2 separate regions of the Homo sapiens genome follow, and region 1 is linked to region 2. The links are chromatin loops, found by intact Hi-C in ENCODE. Cell type or tissue: endothelial cell of umbilical vein. All regions are shown on one strand.

The links. Hi-C counts contacts between places; a loop is a spot of excess contacts. Peaks named below come from ENCODE experiments on the same cell type or tissue, not always from the same donor. Only the 100,000 strongest peaks of a DNase experiment are listed, where the experiment ranks them.
Region 1: it touches region 2 in a loop (3-fold over the local background); 2 of 110 quality-filtered maps call a loop at or near these places.

Annotation. Positions count from the first base shown.
Region 1 is chr3:27,358,527-27,363,526 of GRCh38, forward strand. The region is part of intron 1 of NEK10 (NIMA related kinase 10); the gene reads right to left. Among named protein-coding and RNA genes, the nearest start is that of NEK10, 8.4 kb to the right of the region's middle. In endothelial cell of umbilical vein, no CTCF peak of the experiment used is centred here; DNase peaks (open chromatin) are centred at 975 and 1,975; H3K27ac peaks cover 2,244 bases.
Region 2 is chr3:27,429,105-27,434,104 of GRCh38, forward strand. SLC4A7 (solute carrier family 4 member 7) reads right to left here. Exons shown (of 26, transcript NM_001321103.2): 6 at 4,812-5,000; 7 at 2,194-2,565. Among named protein-coding and RNA genes, the nearest start is that of SLC4A7, 53 kb to the right of the region's middle. In endothelial cell of umbilical vein, no CTCF peak of the experiment used is centred here; a DNase peak (open chromatin) is centred at 2,187; H3K27ac peaks cover 462 bases.

The sequences.
Region 1 (5,000 bases), 71 kb before region 2:
TTTGCTCGTGATGTCTTGGTAATTGCTGAGTAAACACATGTGACAGAGAAAGAAACACATGCCATGGCAAAATTACCTGAGTGTAATTAATCTAAATTGTGCAATATTAACCTACTAACTAAATAACATAGGGAGTATTTGTGATATGGTTTTCAGATCTCTACCCAGAAACCCGTTTTTATTCCATGGTTGCCTTAGCTACTCAAAAGATCCTCAGGTGGCCTCATATTTACTAAATATAAAACAGAGTCATTTGAATCATTATGGTAAATCGCCCACAAATCCACAAATATCTTTTTTTTCCTACTAATCACTCAGGTTGCATCTTTGTAAATACTCCATTTTATTTACTACATTTACTAATGGTTAAAAACGGTACTTATAAAGTAATAACAGGCCAGGGAGTGGTGGCTTATGCCTGTAATCCCAACACTTTGGGAGGCCAAGGCAGGCAGATCACCCGAGGTCAGTTCAAGACCAGCCTGACCAACATGGTGAAACACCGTCTCTACTAAAAACACAAAAATTAGCCAGGTGTGGTGGTGCATGCCTGTAGTCCCAGTTACTCAGGAGGCTGAGGCAGGAGAATCACTTGAACCCAGGAGGCAGAGGTTGCAGTGAGCCGAGACCGTGCCACTGCACTCCAGCCTGGACAACAGAATGAAACTCCATTTCAAAAAAAAAAAAAAAATCAATCAATCAATCAAAAATAAAGTAATAACAGTGAAAATACATCAGATTAAAGTTAATTACCATTTTGGCTATGTCAGGTTTATTATTTTGAAAAAAGCACTAAAATAAACTGCAATGAACCCTACCACAAAAGGAAGTTAGAACTTCCTGTACTGACAAGAAGTCTCTGTTTCTTCTGATGAATAATGATTAACCTTTCATTTTAGATGACAAGTTACAGTTCTGTCTGTTTTCAAAGGGACATATTAAAAGAATTTAGAGAACTTTCAGCCCCATAACTAACTAGAAGTACAAAATGGAAAATCATTTCTCTAATTCCTTTACTGTAGATATTTTTCTAAAAATTCCTCTAATAGTGATTCTTTGAGAAAAGTAGTTAAAATAAGATAAAAAGTCACATAGAGCAGCCAGAGATAAGACAAACATGTTAAAATGCACTGGTTAAATGTTTAGTTCTCAGTTTTGATGACTGTAACATGGTGATGACAAATGTCAACATTAAGGGAAGCTGAGTGAAGGGTATATGGGAATTCTGTGCTGTTTTTGCAGTTTCTATGTTACGTCTAAAATTATTTCAAAATACACACTTAAAATGTATTCACCACTTCAGCAGTTTATGTAGTTAAAGTGCTTTGAGAATAAAGAAACAATTTTCTTTTTGCAAAGAATATTTGCACTAAATCTCACAAATATACAGTGCTTGGACTTTTCAAATTATGTATGCTTTAGAAAACTATAAATCCTCCACAGAAAATGTCAAGTTAAATTGGTCAAATTGCTGGAAAATAAACACACACACATTTTCAAAATAAGGTGAGCAAAAAGTTGAGGAAATCCTGTAAGAAACATAACTTGCTAATACCCATTACAGTTTAAAAAGGACATCTGGTTCTCTAGTCTAAACTGTTGTCTTGATTTTATCCCTTATATTACATTGTTATTGTTCTTCAATGGGAACTATATGTGGAGTTAGCAGAAAAGAGACAGCTATGACAAGAATAAACCTCAGAGAACATGCAGTATCAGGACGTCTAACACCCTCCAGGCCCAAGAACAGAATGTAAATGAATGAAGAGAGGTGTAGAGAGTGGTAGAGCTTCGGTCACACATGAGAAGGCACATTCTCCCAAGAGGGATTCAAAAGCACATAAAAAATGAAGCAAAACAAGAAAAGACACTTGCACAAAATAACAAAACAAATGTATAGGTCACCAGTTGCAGACCATGATTCAGCTCCCTTCTACTAGAGGAGGAAATTAAGACCCAGAGAGGAAAAATGTGTCAAAGGCCACACTGCATCTTTAGGAGTGAAGGAGAACAAAGCGCACTTCACCTTCAGGATCTAAATCTTCATGGAAAACTCTAAGGCAGATGGGAAAAAGAGAACTTGTTGATATTGGCCCTTAGCCAAGGGCAGAGGGTGATATAACAACAACTGATGTTTGCATAACTTCACCTCCTGGACCCTGGGGTGCTTGCAAACATCCATTCATTCATCCTGGTTCACTCATGTGAAATATGTAGGTGGTGTGTTTTAATCATCATAGAGTGGTAAACAAAGACACGGTTGGTACAGAATCTCCAAGGGCAGGAGTGTGTCGTCAGCTAAGGACAAGCATTATTATCATGGCCTTGCTCCTGAGTCAGTACATTTGCCACCTTCCTTGCGCAAATAGTCAATACTTTAAGCAATTTTCTATTTTATATGTAAACAAGCACTTGGGGATAAAAAGAACCAAGAATTCTAATAGTATTCTAACCCTCTCCCACTTAATCCTCGAAATAGTTACTGACCACCTGCTATGATGATGGACACTCCTTTAAGTGCTGATTTTCATTTTCCTCTGGCTAATACTGGCCCATGTTGGTCTGAGGGCTGCTCCAAAATTAACTAGAATATGTGACAACAGATACCACTATAACCTCCCTATTTTCTGATTTATTCTCATTCCAACTTATATCTTTTATTGTAAAGGGAAATCTGCAGATATAAATGTAGGTTCTGTGGATCCCCTCCATTGTCATTGCATAATGATATTTGTGGTATGCTATGTCTGTGCCTTGCGTAGCTGCTACAGCATCCAATTCTACTCATCATATGGTTTACAATGTGCCTGTGTTAGAGCAAATGAACCTGAGACTTACATATTAAGCAGCAATATTGAAAAGAGGAAAAAAGGTCCAGATGATGTGAAGGAAGAATTTATATTAACCCGTCAACAAAAATAACTAAAGTAGCACACTAAATTTCTCTTTTCTCATTGACCCCAAATAGAATATGAGTATATTCTATTTCCTGATTTTGTGAGAAACAGAAAGGTGAGAATTATATTTATTCATTACTCCAAGAAATATTTATTGAGTCCCTAGTATATGCCAGGCACTGAGGATACAACACTGAATAAGACATGGTTCATAATGTCTTCCAATAAAATAGTTAACCATCATTGTAATAAGTAATAAAGTAAGTACAGATTCAACCCAAACCCCTAGAACTTTCACAAGTGAAGAGAAGACTGAATCAACAAATTGATGTTCATATGTTTGGTGGCGCTGCAAAAACTAGAAGTACTTTCTGAGCTATAAAATAAAATTGAATTTCATCTAATAACATTTTATTTCAAGTGCATTTTATTATTTACTGTGCTCTGACTGTGCACAAGACCACTGGGCACTACAAAAAAAAAAAATCTCTTTACAATCCAATGTGTGTGGGAAATCATAAATATGTAGGGTAAAGCATATGAAATTGCTGATAATGTCTCTTTGTAAAAGAAGACATTTTTTAATGGTTTAGGCAAATACAATGGATTAAATAAGAACACTAGAAGTGTCAAAAAGCAGAAAAAAATGTCCAAATGAGATTATAAACTGAATGAAATCAGAGGAAAGATTATAGAAAGATTTTGTGAACTGTGAACTTGAAGAAGGTCCAGAAGGATGGGCAGGGGGGTGAACAACGGGCCTGGCCAGTGAACACAGGGATGCAGGCAAGATGCTGAAAGTGGCTTGAGGACACAGTGAGTAGATGAGTTGAGCTGGAGCTAAAGGATCTGGAAGAAGGCAAGTGTTGGGAAAAGGAGTAAGTGGCAGCCTTCAGTCTGCAAGCCAGCTTACGGAACTGCTAATGGCTAAGAAGTTTGGAAGCAATGCTATTCTTGGAAATGTAAAACATCTATATGCAGATCATTCAGCTTATTATCACATTCCATTAATCTTTGGCCAACTCTTTTGGATAAAGAGGAATTGACCTGAGATAATGTTAGAGTGTCCATGGAATTCAAAGAACTGCATTAAGTAGCAGGAACACCAGAGGTAATTATATGAGGCAAGGAGAATGCAAACATATTAGGTGGGCGCAAAAGTAATTGTGGTTTTTGCCATTACTTTCAATGGCAAAAACTGCAATTACTTTTGCGCCAACCTAACACATTCATTCATCCTGTCTCAAATAGTCCCAAATAAGACAGAGTCCTTTGGCATGGACGTCAGAAAAATGACACCTTCCTCTTCCTCACCCCCGTATCTGATATTTGGCTACTAAGTCCTATTTTTCTATTAAATATGACACTTATCTGTCCACCGTCACTGCCAACGCCCTAGTCCAAACTTACATCAGTGCTCACCTGAACTACCATTATCACTTCCTAAATGATCTCCCAACTTCCAATTTCTCCCTCTCCCCAACTACAACAAAAAAATCTATCTCCACACATCAATAAAAGCACTCTTTTTATGGTACATATTTGACCAATTATGCCCTTATATGCTTCCCATTTCTCCTGGGATAAAAAGAAAATTTACCAAGGTCTGAGAGGTGCTGCGTGCAATTGGCGCTCCTGGCCACCCAGCCAGCTGTTACTCACACTTGGTCCTGAACTGCCACCACAGAGTTACTCCTCCTGAATATCCCCAGGCCTTTACTCCTGGACTCAAGGGCCACAGTGGTATGGAAAGGCTGGATGTCGCATCCTTCATGTCTCAACTGAAGTATCCATTCTTTGAGCTGACCTCCTAGACAGGGTCACAACCCTGCCAAGCATTGCCTTGCAGCTTTTGACAAACAGGCTGATTCAGGTCATAATTCAATAAGTACATATTTCCATCTCCATTAGTTTACTGTAAACTAGTCAAGCATATGGAGGACAGCTTTTTGGCTCATTCCCAGTATCTAGCACATACTTTGTAGTTTACAACAAAAGAGGGATTTAATAAATAATTGCTGAATGAATCAATCAATGAACAAATCCCAAGTTAAATGTGATTGGGAAGCTCCAAATATAACTGGAATATCATGATGTAGATAT
Region 2 (5,000 bases):
AAAATACAAAAATTAGCCAGGCGTGGTGGTGCATGCCTGTAGTCCCAGCTACTTGGCAGGCTGAGGCAGGAGAATCACTTGAACCCGGGAGGCGGAGGTTGCAGTAAGCCGAGATCACACCACTGCACTCCAGCCTGGCGACAAAGCGAGACTCTCCATCTCCACAAAAAAAAAAGAGTTATAAACCTTTTCTCCACTAAAAAATAATAATTTTTTGCTAATTTTGCACATACAATTTTTTTTTCCCTAACTACAGGAACTCTGGTCCTGAAAATTTCAAGGTAAATTTGGATTAAAGATAAATAACAGCATGAAACAATGGACAACTAAAATCTATTCCAAAACATAAATCCGAGTCTGTATATGATTCCAGGCAGTCAGTCATTAGAGAACTTCAATCTTCTCAAAGGCAAAATGAGAAAAAGAACACTTGATCCTATCTTTATTTAAAAGACTAAAATGTGGCTGGGCATGGTGGCTCATGCCTGTAATCCCAGCACTTTGGGAGGCCAAGGTGGGTGGATCATTTGAGGTCAGGAGTTCAAGACTAGCCTGGCCAACATGGTGAAACCCCGTCTCTACTAAAAATACAAAAATTATCTGGGTGGTAGTGGCACGCGCCGTAATCCCAGCTACTCAGGAGGCTGAGGCAGGAGAATCACTTGAACCCAGGAGGCGAGGCTGCAGTGAACCAAGATGGCGCCACTGCGCTCCAGTCTAGGCAACAGAGTAAGAACCTGTCTCTCCACCCCACCCGCCCAAGCAAAAAAAAAAAGCCTAAAATGTACTACATTCTTTGGAGAAAAGCATTAAATAGAAAAAAAGGTATGGCTGGGCCTGGTGACTCACACCTATAATCCCAGCATTTTGGGAGGCTACGGCAGGAGGATTGCTTGAGGCCAGGAGTTCAAGACCAGCCTGGGCAACACAGCAAGATACCGTCTCTACAAAAAACTTAGCCAGATGTTGTGGCATGTGCCTGTAGTCTCAGCTACTCAGAATGCTGAGTCAGGAGGATTGCTTGATCCCAGGAGTTCAAGGCTGCAGTGAGCTATGATTGTGGCACTGCAGTGAGCTATGATTGTGGCACTGCACTCCAGCCTGGGTGACAGAGTATGACTCTATCCCTATTTAAGGCACATCACTTCACTATAATTTATTTGTATGTGTTCATTCACCTTATGAGTGAACTGCATGCACACACACACACACACACAAAACCAAGCTACCAAGGCAAGACGCAATCAATGGCCCACACCTGTAATCTCAGCACTCTGGTAGGCCAAGGTGGGTGGATCACTTAAGCCCAGGAGTTCAAGACCAGCCTGGGCAACATGGTGAGACCTGGTCTCTACAAAACACGAAAATTAACCAGGCATGGTGACACGCCCCTGAGTCCCAGTTAACTGGGAAGCTGAGGCAGGAGGATTGCTTGAGTCCAGGAGGTGGAGGTTACAGTGAGCTGAGATCATGCCAGCCTCCAAAGCAAGACCCCGTCTCCAAAAAAAAAAAAAAAAAAAGTTCACCCAGCCTGGCCAGCATGGTGAAAACATGTCTCCACAAAAAAATACAAAAAATTAGCCAGACGTGGTGGCTCAGTCCTGTAGTCCCAGCTACTCAGGAGGCTGAGGCCATGAGAATCACTTGAACCCAGGGAGCAGAGGCTGCAGTGAGCTGAGATCACACCACTGCACTCCAGCCTGGGCAACAGAGTGAGACTCGGTCTAATAAAAATAAATACATAAATAAATATAAAATAAGTTCATGGCAAATTAAAACATTATAAAAAATGACTATGTTTTACTGAAGTGTTCAAATGTCTTGACCTTTAAATCTAAGTGAAACTTTTTAAAAGGGCTTAAATTATGTGTAGTCTTCTTTGTAGTCTTTTTGTAACTCAAATTTTTAATAATCTTACTCTTTTTTATTAGGTTGGTGTAAAAGCAATTGAGTTCTTGCCACTGAAAGTAATTTTTGCCATTGAAAGTAAAGCAAACTTTCAACGGCGAAAACCGCAATTACTTTTGCACCAACCTAACACAATCTATCATAAAGAAAAAAAAACATGCAGAAGTCAAAATAAATTATAAGCATTATCTACATATGCTGCTTAAGCTATGTGCTAAAAGGCATTCCAAGTGCAAGTGACTCAGAGGCAGAAAGCACCACACATGGAGGATTTTGGATAGTTGCCTGGAGTTAAGTCAACATTTTCCTCATTCTTCTGCTCCTCGCCTTTCAGCGCTGCTTCTAAGTCTTCCTCAGGCGGATGAATTACTACTGTGGGAATATCATCACTGGCAGGTGAAACCAGTAGTTCTGGGGCCTGACGCTGACTCTCTTGGGAACTTCTGGAGGTCAGGCGGCTGATGCTAGGGCTAGAAGGAGGACTGTTTTGAGGGGTGGGTACTGGGGTTGTACACCTTGAGCCTGCAGGGGTTCCAGCTCTTGAAGAAGGAAGAAGATGACCAAGAAGAAGAGATAAAGGTGATTCTCCTCTCAAGGAAAGGTTTGAGGCAGACAGACCTGTTCGCAAAGAGTGGCGGGAGGCTGAAAGGCCTTCCCCTGAGATAAAACAAATAAATGAAAAATGATGAAGTCCACTGCAGAAGGCAAATAGAGACATTTAAAAAAAAATCAATTTACACTATAAATTGCATACTTCAAAGGCCCAAAATTTCAAAGTCATGTGATGGTTAGCATGTCAATCGGGTTTTTACATGTTAGAAAGTCACTAAAAAGTTGGTTAAAACTGTAATTAGTTCTCAGAACACATAAAAAAAAATTGTTAATGACAGATGGTGGGGGCAATATCCTGTTAGAAATTAGAATGACCAATAGCATGGCATTTTTAAAAAGGACAATATCAATACAAAGTCACTGCTTAAACAATAAATAGCAAATGAAAATATGTAATACACAATTAATATAACTCAAACCAAAAATAACCAAAACTAATAGCTTATATTTAGCGTATTTTTCCTACATTTTACCAAACAGCTACAGACAATTATCTCTTAGAGAAAAAGTTCATGTTAACATTAAGTAATAATTTCTAACTTAAAACTGGTATTAAATATTTACAATATTAAGTCAGTAAGACACCATCTACAGGTGGTGCTGCTCTGAAGTTTTAAAAAAAGACAAATAACAGAAATTTTTTAAAAAGAGAAACACAATGTCAATTTTAAAGGATACATATTCTTGAGCTCTCTAAAAATATTAATAAATGTCCTAAAGTATGCTTTTCATTTCTGATATGTAGCAGATACATTAAAACAAATACATATAATTTTTTATTTCACTAGCTAAGAATAAAGTACTTCTCACCAACAACAGCAATATAGCAGTAGGTCTAAAATATTTCAAAAGGTCATGCATACTTTTAATTAAACCCCTCATATTTGTACTAAGTGTATCTTAAAAGAATAACATTCTTTATGAAAAACATGCAAATACAATATTCAATTCCATATGGCCTAATCAAAGTTACATGCTCAAGAGGTTTCAGAAATAGTTAAACTATAATCCATTAGGAAACACCATTTAAACAATAAGCTACATGCAGGAAAAACTCAAATTATAACTATATTTCAACAAAAGAACATGCTAAAATGGCATTTAAAAGAAAACAGTCAATGTCTTCTGATGAGCAAATTACAATTGGACAATAGTGAGGAACAACTGCATACGAAGAGTAAAGACTGAATAGGGTCCCTCTGGATAAATGAACTTATTTCACCAAAGGAGAGAATATAAACAACAAATAAAAGACAAAAAAGAGAGTTAAAATGCGCTATACATTGGCTTGTTTTTACATTGCATTTTGGTCCATAAGAGGTATTCTTTTACTCTTAAGATTGCTTAAATACAACATGGCATAATTTTAAATGGATTAAAAAGGGTTTTCATGGCCAAGTGGAAGATAAAAAAGATGATTATTTTCAACTTTAGAAAAACTAGACCCTATCACCTATGCTTGCTTGTTGGTAGAACACTTAAAAGTCATACTATTATTTCAGGGGTAAAAAAGATGAGCAGGCACTGTGCCCCATACTCCACTAGTCCTCACTGTAATCCTCACGAGCTTTGGGTAATAGTAGCAGCTTACAGCAACTACTGGAGGCTACAGTGACTCTCCATAAGCCACTCTGATCCTTTGCACCCGGGTTTTCCAGACTCACTGTCAGAGTTCTCAACCCTACTGATGCATTCCTCTGCTTTACACAGAAGAATAAAGAAAGGCAAAACCTCCAAGTGTCCAGCATTAGGACACCAACAGAGGTAAACGACTGCAAAAACACTGTCTTCCCACATGCCACACAACCTGCCTGTAACCTAAGAATGAGAGTAGAAAGGTGGAATATGTAGACCTGGGTCTGAGCCATTCTCAATGGATTAGAAGACACCAACTAGGTCACCCTTAGTGTAAGACTGGAACAGTCATAAAAGCCTTTCACAAGTTGTACAAATAAAGAGCCGTGAAATCAGCAAACCAATCCAAAAACACTTGTTTATACCAGCAAATCAAGTATGTTCAGGAGAAAAAAAAAATTAGGAAAAATCTAAAATAAAGGTTCAAACCCAAGATTTAGAATTTCAAAAAGGTAATATTAAAAATTATAGATCATAATTTATGCCTCTTTAATTAATTATACAAGAGGCCTTGAAAAGAAACAAAGCAGGAAGGAGAAGTAATTCAGAGGTAGGTATAGTGAGTGTTTAAATATCCCCAAATGTTAATCGTAACATACTGGAAAGCTGTTACAGTAGAAGTGTTAGCAAAAATTGGATGCCACAACTTATCTCACCATTCCTTTCAAGCAAGTGAGGGTCAGAATGTTTCTTGCCTATATCTGCAAAAGATCGAACAAGAGGAATCCGACTGGTGAATCTTTTCTCATTCTGATGATGATGTCTCTTCAGAAGAGCTTCTCTGACATTCTCTCGTATGGACTCGTCTAATTGGCCAGAAGCTATCATGTTGTCTAATACCATAT